Regions from separate parts of the Homo sapiens genome. Here all the other regions are linked to region 1. A link is a loop called in an ENCODE intact Hi-C map of the cell type or tissue named here. Cell type or tissue: gastrocnemius medialis. All regions are shown on one strand.

Region 1 (8,000 bases):
TCTCTTTGCCTAACACAGAAGCTTTGGAATGAAGCAGGGAGAGAAAGACGTGAGTGGCGGCGGTGGGGGACCCTTCTCTGAGCTTATTAAGAATCTTTTGTGCGCCATAGAATAAGTCCAGTCTTGTCCGTCCTGCTCCCCCTGCACTTAACTTTTTCAGGCCTGATGAGCTTAAATGCTTCAGTTAGTCCATGAAACCAAAAGCACTCCTTGGCCTTTGACTGTGTCTGGGTTTCTTTTATGTGGCCATCATAATTAGACAGTGGCCCGACCCCGTGGCCGGAGGTGCCTGCTCTGGCACTCCACAGCCCTGTCCTGTCTCTGGAGACTCACACACTGTGCCAGACTGGAAGAACAGTCTGGAAGGAAAGCCCGTTGTCAAACAAATCATCGTTCTGGGAACACAAAGCCGCAGGGACCCTCGGGGTGCTGCTGACACCCGGGCCGGCAGCATCAGAGAGCTGTGTCTCCTGTGTGGCGCTGAAGCCCCAAGTTTGGAGACAGAAAGCTGGCTGGTGGCCAACAGCAGCAGCAGCAGTGGACACCTTATCTAAACAAAGGGAGAGGGCACCAAGCGTGAGGGGAAGGGGTAGGTGGACACTGCGTGGGTGGTTTCGTGTTGCAATTTTTTTTTCTCTTTTGTGGCTGTTGTTTTCTTTTTCATCTATTCAGTTTTGTAGTATTCAACAGCCGGGCGCTTGGCAAAACCTGGCAGCGTTATCCACACGGCCGTTTTCAGTCCAAATGGCTCCTGTCAACTTTTACAGCCCCGCGCTAAAACTCCAGGCACGTCTCTTATTGCCAGCACAGGGTTATTTATTTGCCCGGACTGTCTGGCCTCACATTTTTCACGTGTGTGTTACCCCGGCAGTTGCTTCAACTTCCCTCTGGCCCTTAAAACGCTAGTAAACGCCCAGTCCAATTTAGAGCTGGGAGGTGTTGAGCATTTCATCTTTTCAGGATCCTGCACTGGTTAATGTCATTTTCGTCTCCGTTCAGCTTTTGACCTGAAGGAAGGGGAAGCCTTCTCCACTGTGAAAATTACTCTTTCACTGGAAACCATTGTTACTAATAATAACCTCACCAGGCACACCATCGAATGGTCCGGATGCCCCCTGCCCGCAGGGGTGGGGCACACACATGACTCAGAGGGGACATGGCTGGCCCAGGTCAGCGGGTGAGGGCCACAGCCTTGGCCACTCCACGTCTGGAACCCTGGTCATGTTCTGCAACTGGGCCTTTCATTCTTTTTTAATCCTTTACACAAACAGTGTGTGTGTGAACATGCGCACGCTGGTGTGTCTGTGTGTGTGTGTGTGTGTGTGTGTGTTCACGCGCGAGCTTATGTGTGGCTTTGAAATCATCCAAAAAAGGTTTTTCATGGTTGAGGCTGACCTGGTGCAATGCAGAATATATTATTTCTTTCAGAGCGTGGATAGCAGATCTGCACGTGAAACACAGATCAAACACGGCCCACAGAAACAATGGTAGGAAGCATAACCAGAGTGAATCGATTCCTTGATCCTGCTCTGCCAAAAAATTAAAGAGGAGCACTCCTGGGGTTTTTAACCCAGATAAGACTTCAGCCACAGCCGTATTTCCCATGTTCCTGGATCTCTTGTTCTGGCTCTTATTCTGCGGATAAAATGTGGAATAGAGTAAGCAGTGTCGAGTTCTGCCGGTTCATCTGGCTTTTTAAAAAAAAATTAAATGGCTCTATCTCTTTGCCCTCAACACTTCTGCACACGCACATGTGCACGCACACAGCCTTGTTTTACCTTTTCTCCAGAACTAAACTGGACAGACTTTGCCATTTCTTTCAACAGGACAAGGAGAAGGTAGAAAGGGCCCTCTCAGGCATCAGCCTCTTAAAAGGACAAATTTCTTGAAGCAAAGAAAGTTCTAGTCCCCAGTCTGAGACCCATTCTGTCTCTCCATCCCCAAGTGATGACACAACCCCTTCGTTCTCAAAGATCTGTTTAAATATGTAGGTGGTCTTGCTTGAGTCAACTGGTTTTTATGTCAGCATTGACCTCAGTCCTGAGATCCTAGATTGCCCAGCTGGCAGAGCACTGGAGGGTAGAGCTCGCTGCAAGTGAGGCCAGCCCACCCCCAGCCTTCTGATGGGCCACTGAGGCCACCCCGTTGGGCTGGTCATCTGCAGCCGGTGTCCTCTCCTGACCTCTGCTCTAATCTCAAGGGCACCCTTTATTTAGACACCACAGTCCAGCCTGAGCCTCAAGTCCTCGATTCATTGGCTGGACATGAGCCAGGGACAGCCACAGGCTGGCTCCAGAGGGCTCCCCAAAAGAGGCCACAGAGGCCCCAGGAGGCAGGCTCTGGCCGAGCTGGAACAGAGAACGGAGGTTTAAATTTCCGAGGCCTCAGTTCGAATTCCAGCTCTCTCACTGGCGATGACCTTGATCCGTGGGGTAACTTCCCTGAGCCTGGTGCCTGCATCAATCAAATGGAAGAGGAGAAGACCACGTGAACGTGGAGCAGAGTGAGATGCAAAGATGCTGGCCTTGACGTTTGTAGTGATTAGTGAGGCAGCCACAAGCCAAGGAAGGCCAGCAGCCACCAGAAGCCAGAAGAGGCAAGGAACAGATTTTTCACTGGATTCTCATGAGAAAGTATGGCCCAGTGAAACTGACTTCAGGCTTCTAGCTTCCAGAACCATAAGAGAATATATTCCTACTGTTTTAAGCCACCAAATTGTGGTCATTTGTTATAGGCAGCCATAGGAAGCTAAGACAGAATTTACAAAGGGCCTCCGGGAGACCTCTGTGAAATGGTACTAGATATTGACTTGTATTATCTTAATGGGCCCTGACAACGAGCTTTTAAGGTAGTGGGCAAGGCAAGCCTTGTCAGTGTTTTACTGATTAGGAAATGGAGGCTCTGAGAAATTAAGTGTCTTGTTCGAGGTCACATGTTGTTTGGTGGCAGAGCTGGGACTGGAACAGAGGTGACCCAGAGCCTGGTGCTGGTCCCTTTCCACCACCCGCCATGCCCTGTGCCCACCCTCCCTCCTCTGACCAAGTCTAAGCAAGTGGAAAGGAGGGCTTGGCCTCCAGTGGGAGCTTAGCAAGGCCTCTCAAGGGCCTGGAAGACAAGGGGACCCTTCTCTAGCCCCCTGCCTGGCCCTGGGTGTTTGCATTTGGACATGTGCTGTGGCAGAGGCATCACGGGGGCACTGGATGCTCCATCTGGAGTTACGTCTCTTCTCCTAGAGGAAAGGGAATCCAGGGACATGAATTCTCTCTCAGTGACTCACCTCTGAGCCCTGTCAGGTCTCCCCGGGCCTCAGATTCCTCTGTGGTGACATGGAAATAATAACAGGGCCGCCCCCTCCTTGAGGAGCTGTGGAATTAGAGAATGAGCCTGCACAGAAATGCCCACGGTGAGTCGATTACCCAGTTCCGCTCTCCTCTGGCCCAAGCGGTGGCCCCGAGAGTCCCCTGGAACAGGAGGGCCTCAGGGAAATTTGCCAGGGGCACCACACAGAGAGCACGCCAGGGAGGCGTTGCTCAATCTCTCACCCACGTGGGCCCCAGGGAAAGCCCGCAGCCCAGCCATGACTCCTGAACTGCCCTGAGAGCCTGGGACAGGCTCGCACTGCGCTCACTCATCCTCTCTGTCTCTCTCTCTCTCTCATGCTTTTCCTTTATTTTCTCATGCTTTCCCTCTCTTGTGCCCACACTCCAGAAATATGTTTCCCATCCCCTCATTTCCCTGCATTCTCTGTCCTCCTCCTCCCGTCCTCCTTGCTTGCTGGCTTTCACTTACTCTCTTCTTCTCCCTGGTGCTCTGTTCCCCGCTCTGTGCCCTCTTTCATGCCCCCTGTCCATCACCCCGCCACTCTCTTGCTGTCTCGGCTTACTCTCTCCTGCTTGCCCTCTTGCTGCCTTACTTTCCTCTCTTGCCCTCTCACTCTCTGACTCTTCCGTGCTCTCTGCTGCCCTGGACCCTCCATGGCCCCCACCCCCGCCCTGGGATCAGGCTGAGGCCAGGCTTCCGCTGAGCTTCCCTCCTTGCTTCACCTCTTCCCTGCCGCGCTGCTGCCCTCGCTCTCTCGCTGGCTTCTCCTGCAAGGACTTGCTCCATAAAGCACTCACACGGGACTTCCCCCTCAGGCTCTGCTTCTAGAGAATTCTTTCTTTTTTTTTTTTTTGAGTCGGAGTTTCACTCTTGTTGCCCAGGCTGGAGTGCAGTGGCACGATCTTGGCTCACTGCTGCAACCTACGCCTCCCGGGTTCAAGCGATTCTCCTGCCTCAGCCTCCCAATAACTGGGATTACAGGTGTGTGCCACCACGCCCAGCTAATTTTTGTGTTTTTAGTAGAGCGGGGTTTCACCATGTTGGCCAGGCTGGTCTCCAACTCCTGACCTCAAGTGATCCACCCACCTTGGCCTCCCAAAGTGCTGGGATCACAGTCATGAGCTACCGCACCTTGCCCTGGAGAATTCTTACCTAAGATACCCTGGTAGGTTCTAGAGAAGGAAAATCAGGAAAGATGTGCCTGCCCTGCCTTCCAAGAGCTTCTGGCCTGGGAGGAGAAGCATCCTGAAGGAGAATACAGGGCAATACCCCCTGTCCCAGGTGCTGCAATTGAGGTCTACTCAGCCCACCACAAAGCACCAGGGATTAGGTGATGTGTTGAGTGTGTGGAGGGATAATCGGGGAAGGCTGCATAGAGGAGGTGGCCCAGGTTAATAAGGAAATAGGGGAGGGAAGGGAGATGAAAGGGAAACAGGAAAGAAAAAAAACACAAGGCCATAGTCTCACCCACCAGGGGGCTGCCAACTGCTATATGTGGCTGGAATATGGGATAACAGGGTCGGGGGCACTAGATGAGGCCTGGAAAAGTTGCAGGAATCCATCATCGCAGGCCTCGGGGGGCTCAGCTAAGGGGATCAAACTTACTCCTGAGGGCAATGGTGAGGCATGGAAGATTGTAGAGGGATCTAGGGTTGGTCCTGAAAGGTAACCCTGGCAGCAGAGTAGAAGGCTTTGAGAGAGGCAGCTGGAGGCAGAGATTTAGACAAAGTGAGCTCTCAGGTCCCTTTCAACTTGGAAGCTCTAGAAGTCTCCAGGGGAATTACCGAGGTGGGGCGGTGGCATGGAGAAGAAACCCAGGCCAGGGGTGACCAGCCAAATCTCCTGAACATTGACGATGGGGAGAGATGGCCACCAGCGTCAACAGCAGGCAGCAGGCCTCCCTGTGGGCTGAGCTCAGCACACACTTCCAGCCCTGACGCAGAGCCAGTCCTACTTGGGCCTATCATGTGGCTAGGCCCTGAGGGTCCCAAATGTTCCCCAAGGCTGGCAGACAGGGCAGGAGGACAAACCAGCACAGATTAGACATCAGGGCAATGATGGATGGGAGAGAAGCCGCCTCAGGCCCTGGGGCAGAACCAGGTAGGCACTGGACCTCTGTATTCCTCCGAGGGATATGGGCATTTGGGGCCCCTCCAGCCCTGCCACAGCTTGGCTCTGCATTCCTCTCCCCTCCCCGGCTTGGACATACATGGGGCCGGCAGGGGCGAGGGATGCTCTGTCCACCCACAGTGCCCTGAGAGGCCCAGGCAGGGCTCGAACGCTGACTCCAGCCCCTTCCCACCTAGAGGGAGGCCCGGCTTGTGACCACCCTGAATTTTTCTTGCAGCCTCTTGGCCCAGCCTCGCTGCAAGTCTGTTGACAAGCTGGGAGAGCTGACAGTAAAACGAGCTGAGGCCCAAAGTAGGGAGGCGGCACTGCGAGGAGACACTTCGTCATTAGAATGCAGCACGATTCCGCAAGCCTTTCTCCAGTGCCCGGGCCACTCTTGCCAAGCGCTGTGTGCAGAGCTGCAGGGAACAGGGCAGGACAAGGCGCCCAGAACCAAGAGTCCCGGGAAGACAAGGAGATGCTTGTCGGGGTTCTGGGAACCTGCAGAGGCCGCAGGGCCCAGGGCAGGCCCGGGCTGCGCAAGGAGCTCCAGCTCCCAGGGAGGGGCACTGGGAGTCCGAGACCAGCCCCCCAGCCCTCAGCGCCCCCATCCACTGTCCTTTCTGCCTGACTCCCTCTTCCCTGGCTTTAAAGGATCATTAATTCTTTCTTCTGTCAATCCACAAAGGCAGAGACACCTCCTACTAAATGGGGAGGATGGGGAGGATGGGAGCAGAGCGAGGAGGAAATGGGGGTCTCTATGATGCACCTCTAAGTTATTCTTGCTCCTGCCCTCCGGGAGCTCACAGTCTAATCAGGGAGATAGATATAGTTGCAACCGCCCATGATGCAATCAGATATAAAGGCTAAGTGGCGTCTATACTTAGTAACATGAGAGTTGGGGGAAATTCATCACAGTAGCTAACGCATCCAGCAACAACCTCACCCCAGGTACTGTACTAAGTGGTTGACATGCATTCACTCATTTCCTCCTCATCACAGCTCTGAGGCAGGTGCTAGTGCTAGCCCCATTTGACAGATTAGGAAACTGAGGCACAGAGACGTTGAGTAACTTTCCCAAGGTCACACAGGTGGAACCAAGATTTGTCCCTAGTGGCCTGGCTCCAGAGTCTGTGCCTTTAACCACCAGGCCAGACTAAAGGAATAATGGCATCTCTTTGGTCTTTGCAGCAGCACTGGTGAGTGCTGGAGAGCACGGCGCCCTGGGTCGGGCAGACCCACAGTGGTCGTCATGTGGCCTTGCGCAACTCCTGTGCCCTTTCTAAGCTTCAGTTTCCTCTCCAATAAAATGCGGAGAGCAACAGTATAGCACCTTCCTCCCAGGGCTGCCAGGAGAAGTAAATGAGCAGAGACGTGTGGAGATCTTAGCACAGGGCCTGCGCAGAACAGATGCACGCAGACGTTGCTCCATTTACACGGGCCTTTGAGAGCTGCAAGACCCTTCCACACTCATTCAGTAGACTGGACAGAGAAGCAGCTGGAGAGATGAAGGCTTTGGGAATGGCTTCTGAGGAGGGGCGGTGCTTGTCTCACTAGAATAGCCAGGTCCCCAGAGATCTCTCCCTATTCCCGAATCCTGGCTTGATCTCACTCCCAGACTTCCGAGCCATCACACAAGGGCATTGATCACCACCCCCTGCATCAGGGATAGTCCAAGGCTCAGCAGCCCCCAGCGTTCAGGAACCAACGGCCTCAAGTCAGCTGATATCCAGATGAAGGACCCAGAGAGTGAGGGAGGATAGGCCCTGGAGTTGGGGAGCGGAGAAGCCTCTGTCCCCACCCCATCCTGTTGAGGAGCTACAGAGCCTGCCTGGGATTCACTCCCCACAAGAAAGCCACCCCCACGCCATCGCCCTCTGCACAGATTTGCAGACGGTTCCCTGATGCAACCTAGGGCCCTCTCTGGCTAGCATCCACCAGCCTCAGATGCAACTGGAAGAAAATAATGTGTAAATGAGAGCTGGAACCTGCACTGCAATGGGCGGGCAAAAGCCAGCTCCCTTTTGGGCTTCAGCCCTGGGCTTCTACCCACCTCTGTGACCTTGCAGCTCTGTGACCTTGTGGCTCCGTGACTCTGCAGCTCTGTGACTGCACTGGCTCTTCCTTTAGTGAGCACCCTTGCATACCCCATTTTGCCTGCCTGGAAATATCAGCTTTCAGCCCCATCTCTCCCATGGCACTTTGTCTGATGAATACCCCACCCACCCCATCTCACATACATGCATGTGCGCACGCACGCACACACACACACACACACACACACACACACAAAGGTTAACATTTACTCTCCTCTCCTTACGCCCATGTGTGGGTACCTTTATTGAAAAAGTACCACATGGTGTTGTTACATTTTTTTTCTTTCACCTGTCTCCCAGTTCCAGTTACCTATTGCTGCACTTTAAAAAATCACCCAAAACCTAATGGCTTAAAACTATGACATTTATTTTGCTCACCAACCTGCAATTTCAATGGGGCATGATGGAGACAGCTTCTTTCTCCTCCACTCGGTGTCAGCTGGGGCAGCTGGGAGTCTGGGGTGGGAGCACCCA
Region 2 (8,000 bases), 250 kb after region 1:
GGAGAATAAACATCTTTGAGAGGATTCAGTTTTTTTCCACTACGGAAAGGGAAGAGAAACTGACAGTGGGAAACACACTTAGGTTATCTGATTGGAAAGGCCTGGGGGATTTTAGATGCCAAAAACTGTGTGAACTTGACCTAGTGAAATGTCATCTTAGACACCAAATTATAATAATAATTTTATGGATTCATTTTTATCATAGTTTAAATCAATAAGGATTGAGTTGGAAATCTTGCTCTAGTTATAAATAGATGGAGAGAACACCTCAGGAAAACTCCAAAGTAGTAATTTGGGTAAAAGTTAGAAGCGGAGGAAAGAGGTGGAAAATGACAGTTAATGAGCCTGTGGCCTCCACTCTTTGTTACCTAACAGTTGTCAGAGAACCATCAAAGGGAGGGAACAGGCGCCCTTCTCAGAACCATCACAGGAAAAGCAGACATTCTCTGGCTGCTGCAGATCCCCCCGGTGGTGGTTCCTACACCCAGCCTCCTGGGAGTTTGCCTATGTGTATTTATGTGTTTCCGGGCTGGGGAGTGTAGCTACTTTCACAAGATTGGGCCCTGAGCCTGTGAAACCCACTAGCGAAAGTTCTACCACGAGGAAAAGCCATTCTAAGGCAATGCTGGAGACCAGGAACTGCTCTGCCATCATCAACAATATCTTCATGATTCCTGCACTAGCAAACTGCTTCACATCTTCCCACCTCAACCATGGGGCCGAGCTCTGGGCCTCTTACAGATCCATACAGGCGGGACCTTTTGCAGCTAGCACAGATGTGTGGTTAAGGCATGAGACAGCTGGCCAAGGGGAAAGGAGGCTAAGGCTGGGGATGGCTGGGAAGGACCAAGGCCCAGGAGGGCCTCCTGGTACAAGCATAGAACTGACCCAGCATGGGGGAGTTGTACCTCCAGAACCCACTAAGGGTGGCACTTCCCCCCTGGACCCACCAGGTACTCCAAACCAAGAGGAAAAGCATCCTTGTGGCATGTGGGTGGATTAGGCCCAAGGCGCAGGTGAGCTCTGCTGCAGAAGGAACCTACACACCAAGTCCCAAATGCCCAAGTGCTGACAGGGATTGGGGCAAGCAGGAGGGAGGGGGGATCTTTCTGCCTCCCATCACCTCACCCTTCTGTAATGTTTTCCTGGAATGAACAGAAGTCGCCAGCAGAGTTGTTCCTGGAGCCCCTCCCTCCGGGACTGTCACTACCTCCTGGTGTAAGACAGGGAGGACCATGGCCTTCTGCCGGGAGGATCCTCTGGCTAGTACCCGAGCCTTGGATTCTGGCACGAAGCCTCACAGTTCCGATAAGGCTTTACCTCCCTTCCCACGTCTCGAAGAAAAACACCCCCTGGAACTGCTGGGGTGAACTCGGAGCCTGAGGCCAGGGTCAGCGGGGGGACGGGTCCCCACCACCACCAAGTTGCCGGCAGAGGTAACAGCTGTGGAAGGGGGAGGGGAGCGACAGGCAGCCACGACTGAACGGTTGCGATCTAGAAAATTCAACAAGAGGCCGCAGCGGTGGCGGCGGCGGCGGCTCCAATTAGCTGAGCCAACTGGGGAGGCAGAGAGCGAGACGGCGGCCCCGCCGATCGTGTCCCGGGCGAGCAGGCAGGCGGGGGCGCGGGGCCTCGAGCTGCCCCGGCGGCCCTCGCTCGGCCCCTCCCGTGGGTTCTCGGAGCGCGCCTGGTGTTTACACACTGTCCTTTCGACGTGAGATCAAGTTTCAGGCCGCGCTGGAGGCGCCAGGGGCCGGCCACAGGCCCAGGAGAGGGGAAGAGGTGGAGCGGGATCTAAGGCAGCGCTGCGCCGACGAGAAGGCCTGGCGCTCGTGGGCACAGCTAGTGCAGCGGTCCCCACGGGGTGGGGTGGAGAGAAGTTCACTGGGCACGGTGGGTAGGGGTTGGTGGGGTTGCAGGGGGGTATCCGGAGAGAGAAACACCTCCAAGTCACTAGAGTATTTGTCTTTCGCTCACTCGGGCCGGGGAATTTAGTCCTGCAAGGGGACAGGCGGCGGCGGGGATATGCTCAGAACCCAGGCGCTTCGACAGCCCTGAGCGCCCCTTGTGCGCTCTTCACCCCTCCCCACCCCGTCCCTTTGATATACTACCGGATCTAGGCCATTGTTACGGGGAGGGGTATGTGGGCCGAAGGAACTCGGGGTTGGAGACCTGGAGCTTCCCAGCGCGCCCTGGCCCTGGCGCTGCGGAGGCCTCGGGTGGAGTGCTGGAGGGCTCGCCGCTGCGCATCTCCTCTGAGCTGGCAGCCAGCGGGTGCCCCACGCTGTCAAGCGGCGGCGGGTGAGCTTCCAGCAGCACAGGCACACTGTAAACAGCCGCGTGCACGCCCTCCCCGCCCGGGCTGGGAACCTCACCCAAACACCACGCCGCTTTCTCTCCGGCTACCGGGCGAGGCTTTTGTGGCCAAGCCTAGGGGAAGGGGGTCCCCACCCCACCCCCAGGCCACCCGGGCCCCGGAGCCAGCGTTCTGAATCTGCAGGAGTGCGGGGTGCTGCGGGGAGGGGAGGGAGTCAGCGCCTGCCCCCTCCTCACTGAATGTCTGCTTTGTTCCGGAAAACAAGGGAAGCATTAGGCGGCTGCCCCCGGGGAAACACAAAACTTCTTTTTGAATCTCGGGAAAGGCGGTTGACTGCATTAAGGAGCTCCCGAGACAGAATGAGGAAGGGAAAAGCCGAGAGGGCGGGAGGAGACAGGGAGACTTCCGCGGGAGGCCGATGGTCAAAGTGGGGGGTGAAACCGCTCAGGGTGACCGGGCTGGAGACCCAGGAACCCGATTCGGCGCGAAGGTGCCGCGCGAGTTCCAGCGAGCAGCCTGCCCGGCCAAGTGGCGCCTGCCCAGCCGTCGGCCGTGCCAGCTTCCTGCCCTGCCCAGGACCGCGGAGCAGTCGGGGACGCCGCCGCAGGCTGGCCCGGAATCGCAGGACAGCGGCGGGGGGAGGGGGTAGCCAGGCCGCAAGTAAACTCGCACTAGAGCTTTCTGCACACCTCCGCCCTAGAGAGGGGGCCCGGACCCCCGGTCTGTGAGGCGTCGGCTTTGGCCTTCCAACCTTGGGGTGCGCGAGGAAGCAAAGACCCAGGGGGCACCCCCACCCTCGCCCAAGGCCCGAGGGTGGGGGACAGCTGAAATGTCTTTGGTCTTGTTTGATGACCGCTTGGCGGATCTGCTCCCATCCGGGTTCTGCCGTTCCGAGAGTGCCGGGTCAGTGATACCCAGGCCGGTCTGAGCAGGCATGTGGATGAGCAAAAGCAAATCTGTCGCTCCTCCGACCGCCACCCCTCACTTAACCTTTCCTGCATCCAAGGAAGGGGAGGGCACCCAGACTCTGCCCCACCCCCCGCGGGGCGCTCCCTCTGCCTCGGAAGCTGAGACTAAGAGCGAGGGTTTTCCCCCTTTCCCCTGGGCTCGCTGGGTTTCTAACTTCCTCTAAACCTCCCTCCTCGCTCCGAAAAGCCCCGAGGAGAGGAGCTGAGAGGAAGCACGCCGCTAGTGTGCAAAATGAAGACCATGTGTGAGGACGGCGGCATCAGAGTGCAGCCGCGGGGGTTAGGGGGTGGCAAAGGCCCCCGCGCGGCCGGAGGCTCGGGGCCGCAGCAGCCAGTGCCTCTGCTCTGCGTTGGGGACTCGGAGCCGCAGCGAGAGGCAGTGGAGAGGCAGGGCTGGCCTCGTGGCGGGAGGCGAGGAGGGGGTGCGAGGGCTGCCGCGCCGTGGGGGGCAGGGGGCGGGGACGCAGCCCCGGCTTCCTGGGCCGCAGCTGCGACCGAGGGCGCAAGAGCAGATCGTGCTCTGCGGCGGTGGCGGCTCGGGCCCGCCGCTCTAGCAGCTGAGAATCAACAAAGGGAGGCGGCGGGGGAGGGGCGCCACCGAGCGTTCGCTGGCTGCTCTGGAATAATAAAAAATAATTAATAATGATAATAAGAGAAAAATCCCCCGGCTTTCATGGCTCTGGGTTTCCGTGTGGCTGCAGCGGGAAGCGCGCTGTCCTTGAGGCGGCCTCTCTCGCCTGGCCTGCCCGCCCCTCCCCCTCCTCGCCCCCTCCCCTCCCCAGGAACCGGGAAGAGAAAGGTCTGCAGCTGACAAATATTATCCATTCTCCCCATCGATCGCGGAGTGTACAGATGTGAGCGCTTGATGTGCCCGCGGAGCGGCGGATCCTCCCTGCTCGCTCGCTCTCGCCCAGGCTCCGCTCGCCGTCCCCCTCCTCCCCCTTTGTTCTCCTCCCCTTTCCCTCTCTTTAAATAGATTTCAGGGCGCTGCCTGTTGGAGAGCAGCTGGCGATCTCTCCCGAGAGAGGGAGCGAGCGAAGCCCGAGGTGCCCTGTCACCAGCCTCCCCTCCCCCACCTCGGCTTTTCTCTACGTCCCCCCCACCCCACCTTTCTCCAGTTTCCAAAATAGAAAACACCGGGAACACCCACGTCCACTGCACCGCGAGCCCCTGGGAGCCTTTGGACCCCTCGTGCTGTTCCTTGTGTCTGTGTCTGTGCAGAGGAAGGGCAGTGCAGGGAGGGGACCCAGGGCCGCGGCAGAAGAGCCAAGGGTCCGGATCTTTCCCTGGCAGCAGCAGGGACGCAGCGTGGGTCACGCTAACAGGGTACAGTTTACCCATTAGGGAAAGTCGGCGGAGACGGCCCTGTTATTCCTCTTTTGCAGATGGCAGATTAATCCGGCAGCACCCGGCCTCAAAGGGACCGGCTGCTCGGCAAAGGGTTAACCCGTCGGCCGGTAATCGTGGACACGCGCGCACACACACACACGCACGCGCGCGCGCGTCCTCTCCGCCTGCCCGAGCGCCCGCCGCGGCCCGCAGTGCGCCCGGGGCTGGGGGAGTAGCTGCGGGAGGGGAGGGGGTCGGGGGAGGGGCGGGGCGGGCTTAACCAGGCCGCTCGACTGAGCCGGGGCCACCTCGCCGTCTGTCACTTAAATGATTGTCCTCCGCTCCGCTCAGTGCGGTCAGTACGGGCTGTTAACAGGCAGTTGCAATCAGTTTCCGAAAGGTCAGCCAAGGTCCTCCGGCTCTCGCAGACGGAAGGCATTACGAAACCGCTTTTGTATCTGCAGGCACTTTAGAAAAAGAGGCGAGAAGGGGCGCACCGCAGTGCCGCGGCTGCTGCGACCGGGGGAGAGGGTCGGGGGCTGCGGAGCAGAGGAGTCCGCACCCCCGCGGCCAGGGTCAGGCGGCGTGGATATCACCCGCGGAGTGACCCAGGGCCTCCGGGTTTCGGTGGGGAAGCAGGAAGGGGGTGGGGAGCAGGCGGCAAGGGAAGGAGGAGTGGGAGGAAGTGGGAGAGGCGTCCTGGCTCCTCTCCTCACCCAGCCAACAGCCCACACCCGGACCCAGACGGGAGCGGGCGGCCTTGGACGCGAGGAGACCCCACTCGGACTCTCAGGCCCTCCTGGCGCCTGGAAGTAGGGAGGGGGTGTGGGGGGGGGAAAGACCCTCGCCGAGCGAGCGAGTCCCAGCGCGGTGTCTGAAGACGCTGCTGCCGCCGCCGCTAGAAGTCGTCCATCAGCAACCAGTCCAACCTGCCAGTGATAATGTGCGATCAACACCAAATCACCCCCGCCAGGCGCGATCCATCATCGCAGCGCGCCGCGGGCCCGCGTGAGGCTGACTCGCGGCTGGGGTGGGGAGGGGGGGCGCGCGGAGCAGGAGGCGGTCGCCCAGCACACCCGGACTCTCCGCGCACCTCGCTGCCCCTCCTGGAGGCCTGCACCCAGGCGCTCATAACTCTCCAAGTTCCCCAGCTACAGAGCGAAAACCCAGTGGCTCCGAGTTCTGGGCACAGCTCACTTAGGAATCCGCGCGTCCTCCGCGCCCTGCTGTCGTGGTCACACCCTGCAAAGCCATTCCAGCCTCGGAGCTGCCCTGCCCATCCCCTCCCCCTCCTCCGAGAAACCGTGGCTGGCAGGAAATTAATATTTAATATCGTGAAATTGATTAAAGGGCTGGAAGCCGGCGATGGGTTGGGGGGAAGGGTAGGGACTCCTAGCGTAATTAAAGATCTGAGAGTCGTGGTCGTTCCTTGTCGGCCCTGGCCGCACGTGGCCTTTGTGAAGCCGAGGCGGGGTCGGACTGGGCTGAGCCTGGCGAGCCGGGGTCAGGAGCCCGTGCAGCTTAGGCTCTGGCCCGCGCGGCCGGGTTTTTTCGGGGCGGGGGTAGGGCTGGGGCGGCACAGCAGCGGCAGGGGATGAGGAGGTGACCTTAGGGCACCCGGGGCTGCGCGCAGAGCCACTCTTCCCCTGCCCGCCTGCACCGTGGGCCACTGGAGCCCGAGGGTCGGGTGCTACAACTGCTGTCTTGCTTGTACAGCACAGAAGCGCCTTTACTGACCAGGTGGCCTCGAGGGCGCACCGCCTACCCCCCAGGCCCCCTTTCAGCAGCCTCACTCTGGGCCCCGCTTCGAGGCGCCTCCCCAACCCCTGACAGGAGTCTTCTGAGCCCCCCACGCAGCCCTTCGGGAGGGGAGTCAGGTTCACCTTTCCCCCTGCAACTTGGAAATCCTAGGGCTTAGGCGCCCCGGGGCCCCCCGCCGGTTCTCTCCTGTCCAGGCCCCAGCCTGGTACGCTCACGCCTGGGGCAGCTTAACTCGTTCAGCTGCGCTGCAGATGGGGCCTGCTGCTCGAAGCCGCTGTCTCCAGGGAGTCGTCACCGAACCAGCTCGGCCAGCCGCCTGTCGTGCCGTTTAAGGTTACCGCGCTTCCCGCGAGGGGCATCGGGACTGGACCGGGCAGGAGGTGGGTGCAGCTGAGGCTCCCTGGCCACCCGAGCTAACGCTAGGAGAGGAATTCGGTGTGCAAAAGGTCAGCGGTAACCCATTGGCCCTGGCTACAGTTTAGAAGTCGAATGGTTGGCTTGGTGGTGGGGTGACCCCAGCTCACGGAGGCCTGGCTCCAAAGGGCTGATGTGAACTTTTTCTTGTATCTGATTTTTTAGTGAAGCACTCTGAAAAGTACCAAGTGTGCAGAGGGGAGAAAACACAAAACACATCAAGCTGCGTCCTTGGCCCTAATCAGGGGAGCAGGAAGGCCCTCCAGACTCCAGGCCCTCCAGACTCCAGGCCCGCTGTGGGGAAGGTCAGGACCACAGAGGATTAGGCCCAGTCTTGGGTTTATTGCTGTACTTGAACAAAGTGCCGGGGGCTGCCTAAACTGGAGCAAGAGAGAGGTAATTAAGAGGGCCTGCAGAAGGAAGTAAAGGCTGGTGTGGCTGCTGCCCAGGGTAGGTGGAGGAAGTGTTTTCCATAAGAATAACAAGCCGGTGCAAATGTTATGCAGAAAGACTATTTCACCAAAACAAAACCAAAAAGTTCACATTCTGCCTCTCAAGCTGAGCTGATAAACAACATGCAAACTTTGGTTGGAACCTTGAACCAGTGGGAGGTGTCAACCCAGTTTACAAAGGGTAATGGGGAACCGTTTCTGGGTACTTCTCTGTTTCTACCATTGTGATTCTACCTGCATTAGCTGCTCCCTTTGGGGGCCCTTCTGACCTCCCAACCTGAGCCCAGCGGGAGATCACTCAGAATGCACCGCATTCATCAATGCCATTTCTGGTAAATTGGACCTCAGGTTTTGGAGTGTCCTAGGAGGCAGGCAGCCTACACTGCGCGCATACCGATGTCACAGCAAATGTGAGGAACCGCACATATTCTGTAGCCTTTACTGCCTTTACTAGAGAATACCGTGGATTTCACAACCAGAAGTAGCAGATTTTCCAAGACATTCCTGATTTCAAGTGCTTTGAGCCCTGTGTTTTTACGGGGCATGAAGCCCTACCTGCGGTTACTAATGTCGAATTGCGCACCAGAGGTGTCCCAGGGCTGGAAGAAATGGCTTGGGTGTGGGGCTGGCACCCAGTGGTCCCCGCTGGTCCCCTGTCCACCATGTCTAGCCAGGCGGCCATCCTCCTGGCCGTCCCGATCCCAGCCGGGGCCCGTCCAGGTAGGGCTCCGGGCAGGGGGCCTGTCAGGACGAAGTGGC
Region 3 (8,000 bases), 180 kb before region 1:
TCTTTCACCCTGTGGCCAATTATTTATCAATCTAGGCTCCCGGGTGCTTTTTTGATCAAAAACAGAGCACTCTAGCACAAAATTGTCTAATTCTAAATAGCAAACTGGAATTTGTCGTTGATTGAATTTTATGTGTAAAATTGAGCTAGGATTATAAGTTCTAGAAAATGTTTAAGTGTATCCTGGGATAGCCCACAACTGAATGCACCGTCGGTCTTTTGATGGTTCCAAAGGATGGATAAAACAGATCTGATTTCCTTGTAAATTGTACAAGTTACAGACCAGCAGGCTGACTCTCGCCACAGGCAGCCAAATGTGCCTCCCACCCACACTCGTTCGTGAAACTATAAAGTGGCAGCCAAGGTCTTGTACATCTCATTGCCAGATGACATTCTCGGTGCCCGGGTGGGAATCTGTCCTCTGTCCTCCAACAGATAAACCATGAAAAAATGTGTGCCTATTCATGGGCACTGTCTTCCACCATCCCCCAGCACCTTCTCCTTCCCTCCTAAAGCCATCCCCCTTTGGCCCAAGTTACAAACTAGGGGAGAATAAAAGGGTCAGGACATCTCTCATTCCTTCTCCCAGCCTCAGCTAGGAGGCTTCTGGGTTACATCAGAAATAAAATGAGACTTTAACAGAAACAAGGAAGGCTTCAACTCTTAGATCTCACTCAAATACTGAGGCTAACACCGGAGGTAACAAGGACAGGCATGCCCAGAGTTCAGCCTCCCTCTGGAACCGGGCAGAGTTCTGCAGCCGGGGACTAAGTGTACAGCCCACACAGCAGATCCTTTGGCCCAATGCCATTCTTAGCCTTCTAGAAAACTTCCTGCTTCCTTTATGGAAAACAGGTGTCCATGTCTTCATGCATTAGGCTAGATGCCAGGCAGGAGCCTGGTGTAAGGGGCTCCTGTTATCTATTGCTGCTTAACAAAGTACCCCAACCTTAAAGGTATAAATAACCAGTTTAGCACGTTCCTAGATTCCCTAGGTCAGGAATGCAGACAGAGTCCAGCAGGGGTGGCTTGTCAGTGGTCCCCAATGTCTGGGGCTTTGGCCGGGAAGACTTGGAAGGCGGAAGTGGCTCAATGGCCAGGGGCTGGAATCGTCTGGAGGTTTTCGTGATACAGTTTGGATATTAGTCCCTGTCCAAATCTCATGTTGAATTGTAATCCCCTATGTTGGAGGTGGGGCCTTGTGGGAGGTGTTTGGGTCATGGGGGCAGATCCCTCATGCCTTGGTGCTGTCCTCTTGATAGTGAATGAGTTCTTGCGAGATCTGGTTGTTTAAATACGTGTGGCACCTCTCCCCCAACATCTCTTGCTCCTATTCTGCCATGTGAGACGTCTGCTTCTGCTTTGCCTTCCACCATGAGTGAAAGCTTCCTGAGGCCTCACTAGAAGCCAAGCAAATGCTGGTGCTATGCTTCCTGTACAGCCTACAGAACTGTGAGCCAATCAAACCTCTTTTTATACAAATTACCCAGTCTCGGGTATTTCTTTATAGCAATGCAAGAATGGCCTAACACACTTCATATGTCTGGTGCTTGAGCTGAAATAATTCAAAGCCTGGAACAGTTGGCCAGTGCATCTACAGGTGGCCTCTTCATGTGGATTGGGCTTCCTCCCAGCATGGTAGCCACGAGTCAGACATCTTACATGGCAGCTTGGAGCTCCAAGCATGAATGTTACAGCAAACAAAGCAGAAATTGCATGGCCTTTTATGACCTAGTCTCAGAAGCCACACAGCATCACTCTTTCAGTAGTATTTTGGTTGAAGCAGTTACAACCCACCCCCACCCCCCACCCCGGATTCAAGGGGAAGGACCAGAGAACCTGCCTCTGGATGAGAAAAGTGTCAGAGAATTTCCTGCCATGTTTCAAAACCGTCAAGGGGCTGACTTCTGTACAGTACCCACTTTCACTGTCAGCCAGCCTTGAACACAATATTCTTTTATCAGTAGCAGTGACATTAGGGCAACACTGGGGATGGGGAGGAGAATGGGGAAGTGAAGGGCCATGAGCAAAACTTTGGTTTGTCTTTTTTCAGCATCTGATTCTACTCTCATTTCTTCGAGTCCATCATAGTCCCTCTTTTCCTACCCTCAAAGCCTGAGTGCAGGTGAGGTTAGCCCTTTACGCCACCCCAGGGCTTCTATCCTGAGAAGCAAAGTGCTAGAATAGAAAGCGATAGATAGATTGTCTCTGAGATTATGGCCTGGGTTCTTGGCACAGCAGGATTCTAGGGTGTTTGTTTTTCATTCCTGTCCCAAGAATGCACCTGATAACCTCCCTGGGCCTCTAAAAAAGCACCCATCATTTGTACAGGTCCTTCCAGGTGCTGAGATAGGAAAAAAGAGGGATCCCCAGTCAGGGCTGGAAGGGAAGCTACCTCCCCTCCTCTTGGGGAATTCAACCCTGTCCTTTTTATGATTGAGGGAACCAAAGCTTAGAGGGGCTGTGACTTGCCCAGGGTCACCAGTGTGTCAGCGGCTGAGTTGGAACTGTGCAGAATTCACCCTTCACCCTGGGGCATTTGCACCCTGGGGCACTTTCCACAGTCGACTGACTGCGGGGAGAAGTGGGAGGAGGTTACACTCAGGGCAAAGCCACTAAAGGCCAGCATTCGACCAGCTCAGCCAGCCTCCCTGGGCCTCTTGGCAGCTCTGGGCCTGCAGGGAGGGTCCTACCCACCCCAGCCAACCCTCAGAGGCCCCCCAGGCTGCCAAGGCCACGTCACCGCAGCCTGCGGTCTGCCCAGCTAATGGCAGCTGCTGCGAGGGGAGTGGAGCCGCAGTAATTACAGCATCAAGGAATCACAAATGGATCTGCAAAGATGACATTAGGAGCATTAGACCTGGCACGGCTGCCTCCGGAGAGGTCGCTGGGAGGAGGCTGGGGCTGGGGCCTGGGGATGGGAGACAGACGTGCCTCTGTCTCACCCCACCCCCTTCGTTCCCAACCGGGGCTGCGATGACAATGCCAGGATTCACAAGCCCCTCGCAGAAACCACATCGGCCGCCAGTCTCGTGTGTGTCAGCGAAGATAACAGATGTCTTTCACAGGGAAGTAATTGCTTGAAACACAACTGGACAACCCCCCAGGAGGTTGCATTACAGGAAGGAACCTTGCTTTTGGGGCCGAAGGTGGGGGGGTGGTGACCTGGTAGGCAGTCCCCTCCCCAATTCCCTTGATCCTTTGACATCCTAATGAGTTGTGCTGGCCTTGCCTCTTGCAGTCCGCAGCTCTGTGGAAGGTAATTATTATGTCAAGCCTGGTTGAGGGCGTTGGTGGTGGGGCGGGGCTTCCTGGGTGGAATTTGTGGCTGGAGGAATTCCCCAGAGGCTGGAAGGGGTTAGCAGAGGAAGAATTGGGGGAAGGGCCAGGCCTTGATCAGTTACCATCCTCCAAAGCCTGAGAAATGGGTCTGAAGCGGCAAGGCTGCCTTTGGCCAAAGCTAGCACCAGTAGGTGTCACTGTAGGAAAGGAGGGGCCCCCGGGGCTGTCTGCGGATGGGGCTGGTAAAAATAGAGCTCGCCTGTGTTCCCACTGCCAAGTCGCCAAGCCTGGTGATTTATAAGGCTGGGAGCAGACGTGTGTGTAAATGTTTTTGCGTGCGAGATGTGTAACCAACCGCGGGCTGGCTTTTTCAAACTTACGAGGAGAGAGTGAGGGAGGGAGAGAAGGGGAGCGAGAGAAGGCAGCCAGGGTGGGAAGCACATGGGCCACTTTTATGTAACACTCCTCTGATACACGCCGCAGTGGGGATTTATGCTCTCTTTGAAGTAAATTGCATCCCGGTGCACCATAGCATGAAAGTTAAGATTTACCATGGCTGGGACCTCCGAGACCCTGCTGGAAGCTAGAATAATTAGCACAGCATTTGGCTGCCTCTCCTCCTGCTCTGCGGGCGGTGACAGGAGTGGCACTAATAGATCTTCCAGGCCTGAGCCTCGTGTGTTTGTCATGGGGTCCATGGTGGCTGTGGGCAAGGAGGACCGTGATCAACTGGAGAAATGGAGGTGGGGGGAGGGACTGGGACTGACCTTATTGCAGGGGACAGTGGGACCTGCCCCACCAGGGAGGAGCTGGGTGACAAACCAGCTTGGCCCCACAGGGTTCAGGTGCCCCTCTGTCAGGGGTTGGGCCAGAGTGCGTGCTTCGGTAACCCAGGGAACTCATTTATAAAACAGATTCCAGTGCCAGACTCCCAGCTTGCTGCAGGTGGGAGTCCTGGGGCACTCCGCCAGTTTGGAGGTCCCCTGGATTATATCAACTCTCATATTTAATGTTTTTCAAAAGGCAGTGCCTAGGACTCCCATCCCTCCTGACTTTTCTCCCTCTTCTCCCCTCCTCTTCCTGCAGGCACCTTCCCTGTGTCATTTCTCAGAGGCCGTGCATTTTCATGCTGGAAAAGCTGAGACTTGAACTTGATCAACAAACCCCAGAGTCCCACAGGGAAAGTCCTAACAGCCGCCTGGTCACTCCAGTTCTGCCAAGAAACAGCTGCGTGGTCTTGGACAAGTCCCAGCCCTTCTCCAGGCTTCAGCTTCCACACTGTATCATGATGGGGTTGGATTTTTACAAGATCATCTTGAAGGCCTTCATTAACAGTCCGTGATATACTTGACTCTCCCCCTCCCCTGGACACCCTCATGGAGCTCTAAGGAATCAAAGCATAGAAGTAATGTCCCTCTGGGGTTCCAGGTGCTGCGGTAGTACACCAGTGTTGGGAAGAAGAGCTAGCAGCACCGCTCACTATGAAGATTCTAAGTGCCTACTCAGCAAGGGCTTTCCTGAGGTTGTAATAAGCTCCTGGATCAGTTAACTCTTCCGCAAGGCAGAGCAGCTTTCCAGACCCCACTTCATCATCACAATAAGTAAATGACAGCCTGGGCAACAAAGTGAGACCCCACCTCTACGAAATTAAAAAAAAAAATTAATTAGGCAGGCATGGTGGCATGTGCCTATAGTCCCACTTATTTGGGAAGCTGAAGTGAGAGGCTTGAGCCCAGGTTTTCAAGTCTGCAATGAGCTATGATCGTGCCACTGCACTCCAGCCTAGGCAACAGGGCAAGATCTTATCTCAAAAAAAGAAAGAAGGAAAGAAGGAAAGAAAAGAAAGAAAGAAAGAAGGAAAAGAAAGAAAGAAAGAAAGAAAGAAAGAAAGAAAGAAAGAAAGAAAGAAAGAGAGAAAGAGAGAAAGAGAAAGGGAAAGGAAAAGAAAACAAAAGACTCTCACAACATTCTTTTAAGGTTGCGAATAAAATTGTCCCCATCACACATCTGAGGAAACTGAGGCTTTGGCCCAAGTGAGTCAAAGGAGTGTGATGAAAATATAGATTTTGAAATCAAAATAAGTGCAAATCTCATCTCTGTGGCATGAGCTGAGTGAAATAGGATAAAGGGGAAATTCTCAAGGCCTCGGTTTTGCCATCTGAAAAATGGGCATTGAGTTGAGGGCTAAATGAGATAGTTCATGCAAAAAGGACTCACAAGGCTGTCTCCTTGTAGATGGGGTTAACGAACAGAAGTTCCCAGGCCACTGGCTGCAGGGTGCGTTTGTCTCCCAGGTCTTGCATGGTTCTTGGCAGGGATCAGGCCCAGTAAATATTTGCTGAACTGGATTACACCAATGCCACAACAGAGGCCTCACTGTCAAACCATGCTGGGGAAGTAGCAGATAAAGCTGTGAGGGCCACGGAAGGTTCTCAAAGGGATCAGGGCCAATAGCATAGAAAGAGGAAAAACTGAGTTTAAAAAGCTCATACTGCAGTCTGAAGCCCCATGGAGGCTGGGACCAGACTCAGAAGGGGACAAATGTTCTTGGGTAGATTCTGAAGGACAGATCCCCAAAATGTTCTGAGCAACCTTTCAGATCAGTTTCCCAAGCCTGGCAAATTGGGAAAAATCTGATCAATGAAGTGGAAGCAGCAGCCACAAATGCCACATGAGAGTTCTGAATGAACTGTCTTCCTGTTCCTCTCCCTTGCCCCCACCACACCCTCTACACCCTGAATTCCCATCTGCCATGTAGACATGGGTGTGGGAAGGAGAGATAAAGTGGAGGTTCCCTTTGGTGTAAATCCTGGACCCAGAAAGATAGGGGGATCTCAGAGTTACCTTAATAAATCATCAATCTCTGTCCCTGTTTCAGGTTCTCCAGCCTCAGGTGTCTTCCTGAGCTGAAAGCCAACGTGCATCCCAAACCCTAGAGATGTCCATAAAATCTGCTTTCTGCCCTTTGGAGAGGTCAGGCGTCAGTGAGGAGAACCTCCTCCATGTATGGGGCCTGAGGTTCCTCTGCATAATTACCTTTTGCACCAGGAGGCACCTCCCTTCCTTGAGATCACACCTGGGACACGAGACACAGACTTACAAAGCAGACAGGCCAGCAGAACATCCCAAGGCTCCTGGTCTCTCCTCAAAGATCAGGGATGGATGAGTGGATGGGAGGATGGATGGATGGATGGATGGATGGATGAGTGGATGAGTGGATGGGAGGATGGATGGATGGATGGATGGATGGATGGATGAGTGGATGGGAGGATGGATGGATGGATGGATGGATGGTTGGATGGATGGCTGGATGGATGGGTGAACAAGTGGATGGATGGATGAATGGACAGATGGACTGAGTCCCTCACCCTCTGCTGGATTCTTGCTCCTGTGCCTTATACCTTTTACAGTCAGGGGGTTTTCCCAAGTGTCTCACCTATTTTTCCTAACATTAGCTTTTAAAACATTCCCTTTTTTCTGCCCCTCAAAAGGTGACAAACAGCCAGATAACCTCTGGCTATCTGGAGAAATTGGCATGTTTAGTTAATTGCCGTTTCACATATATGACATCATGGAAAGAGGGAGAGCTTGGACACAGACAGACCCAGGTTTGAAAACCAGACCTAACACCACTAAGCTGTGTGACCTTGTGCAACCTACAAAACCTCTCTGAACCTGTTTTATCATCTGTAAAATGAAAGTCATAATCATGACCTCTCAGGAGTGTTGCAGGAAAGGAAATCATTCTCAAGAAGTGCCTGGCACATGGTAGCTATTTTCTTTTTAAAGGAGGGAGCTAGAGGTGGTAGAAAATAGCCTGGGCTTTGTCGTCTAAGTAAGTCTGGATTGGAACCTGCTTAACCACTCACTGTGTGGCCTTGAGCCAAGGTAGTGAATTCTGAACCTCAATCTCTTCATCTCTCAAAAGGGCTATTAATATGTACCTTTCAGGATTGCCATGAGGAGTAGATCTATTTTACATAAAGCTGCCAGTACATAGTAGGTGCTTAACAAATGGTATCCATGATCATCTCTTAAGAAAGGAGATGGGGAAACTGAGGTACAGAATGACCTGCTCAGATAATGAAAGAGTGATGGAGTCTTGGCTGCCTTCCATGTGGACCATGAGCCATGCCGAGGCACCACACAGAGCAACATTAACCATGCGTAGTCCCCACCCAGCAGCCTTCAAGCTTCTAGGTGATTGAAATTCAACTTGACCTCTGACTAGCTGCAGCACACAGGATGGGAGAGGGCCTGAAAGCTAATTTTGTTCTGTTTCCTGGACTCCCAGTCCAGTGCTCCCCTCAAACCTTCACAAGGTGGCATAGCCAGGTGATTGAATACTGCAAAGCCACACCACCATGCCCTCCAATCTTGATGCTACCACTTGGGGCTATGTGACCACTGGTCCTGGCTTGGCCTCTCTGTGTCTCAGTAATGGGAATGATAAACAGTGCCTATCTCAAAGGTTTGTTGTGCCTGTGAGATGGTGCCGGGCACATACAAAGTCCCCAATCAATGTTAGCTACGATTATTATTAGCTCTTTGCCACATAGAGCTTTGATCTCTCAAAGACCCATTAATCGCTCAGCCCCTTCTTCAAGGGATTAAAAAAAAAAACAGCAAATGAAATTCTACATGAAATCATCGCTGTAATGTTTCTGCTGCCAGGACAAATCATTAGGGTGGAGGTGGGAGGGGGGGACATGGCAGTGA

Evidence for each region. A loop is a pair of places that touch in the nucleus more often than their neighbours do. Peaks named below come from ENCODE experiments on the same cell type or tissue, not always from the same donor. Only the 100,000 strongest peaks of a DNase experiment are listed, where the experiment ranks them.
Region 2: it touches region 1 in a loop (4-fold over the local background); 13 of 110 quality-filtered maps call a loop at or near these places.
Region 3: it touches region 1 in a loop (5-fold over the local background); 17 of 110 quality-filtered maps call a loop at or near these places.

The regions. Positions count from the first base shown.
Region 1 is chrX:39,905,008-39,913,007 of GRCh38, forward strand. No RefSeq gene overlaps it. Among named protein-coding and RNA genes, the nearest start is that of MIR1587, 71 kb to the left of the region's middle. RefSeq lists enhancers at 853-1,642, 2,470-3,669, 3,078-3,774, 3,148-3,442. In gastrocnemius medialis, no CTCF peak of the experiment used is centred here; DNase peaks (open chromatin) are centred at 3,244 and 3,534; H3K27ac peaks cover 614 bases.
Region 2 is chrX:40,150,204-40,158,203 of GRCh38, forward strand. It overlaps a transcript of BCOR not described here. Among named protein-coding and RNA genes, the nearest start is that of BCOR, 56 kb to the left of the region's middle. RefSeq lists a silencer at 3,583-3,632 and enhancers at 6,411-7,150, 7,151-7,890. In gastrocnemius medialis, a CTCF peak has its summit at 3,850; DNase peaks (open chromatin) are centred at 1,728, 2,845, 4,298, 4,998 and 2 weaker places; H3K4me3 peaks cover 4,246 bases; H3K27ac peaks cover 4,984 bases.
Region 3 is chrX:39,727,438-39,735,437 of GRCh38, forward strand. No RefSeq gene overlaps it. Among named protein-coding and RNA genes, the nearest start is that of MIR3937, 70 kb to the left of the region's middle. RefSeq lists an enhancer at 3,318-3,612. In gastrocnemius medialis, a CTCF peak has its summit at 3,470 (motif pointing right); DNase peaks (open chromatin) are centred at 3,534 and 4,493.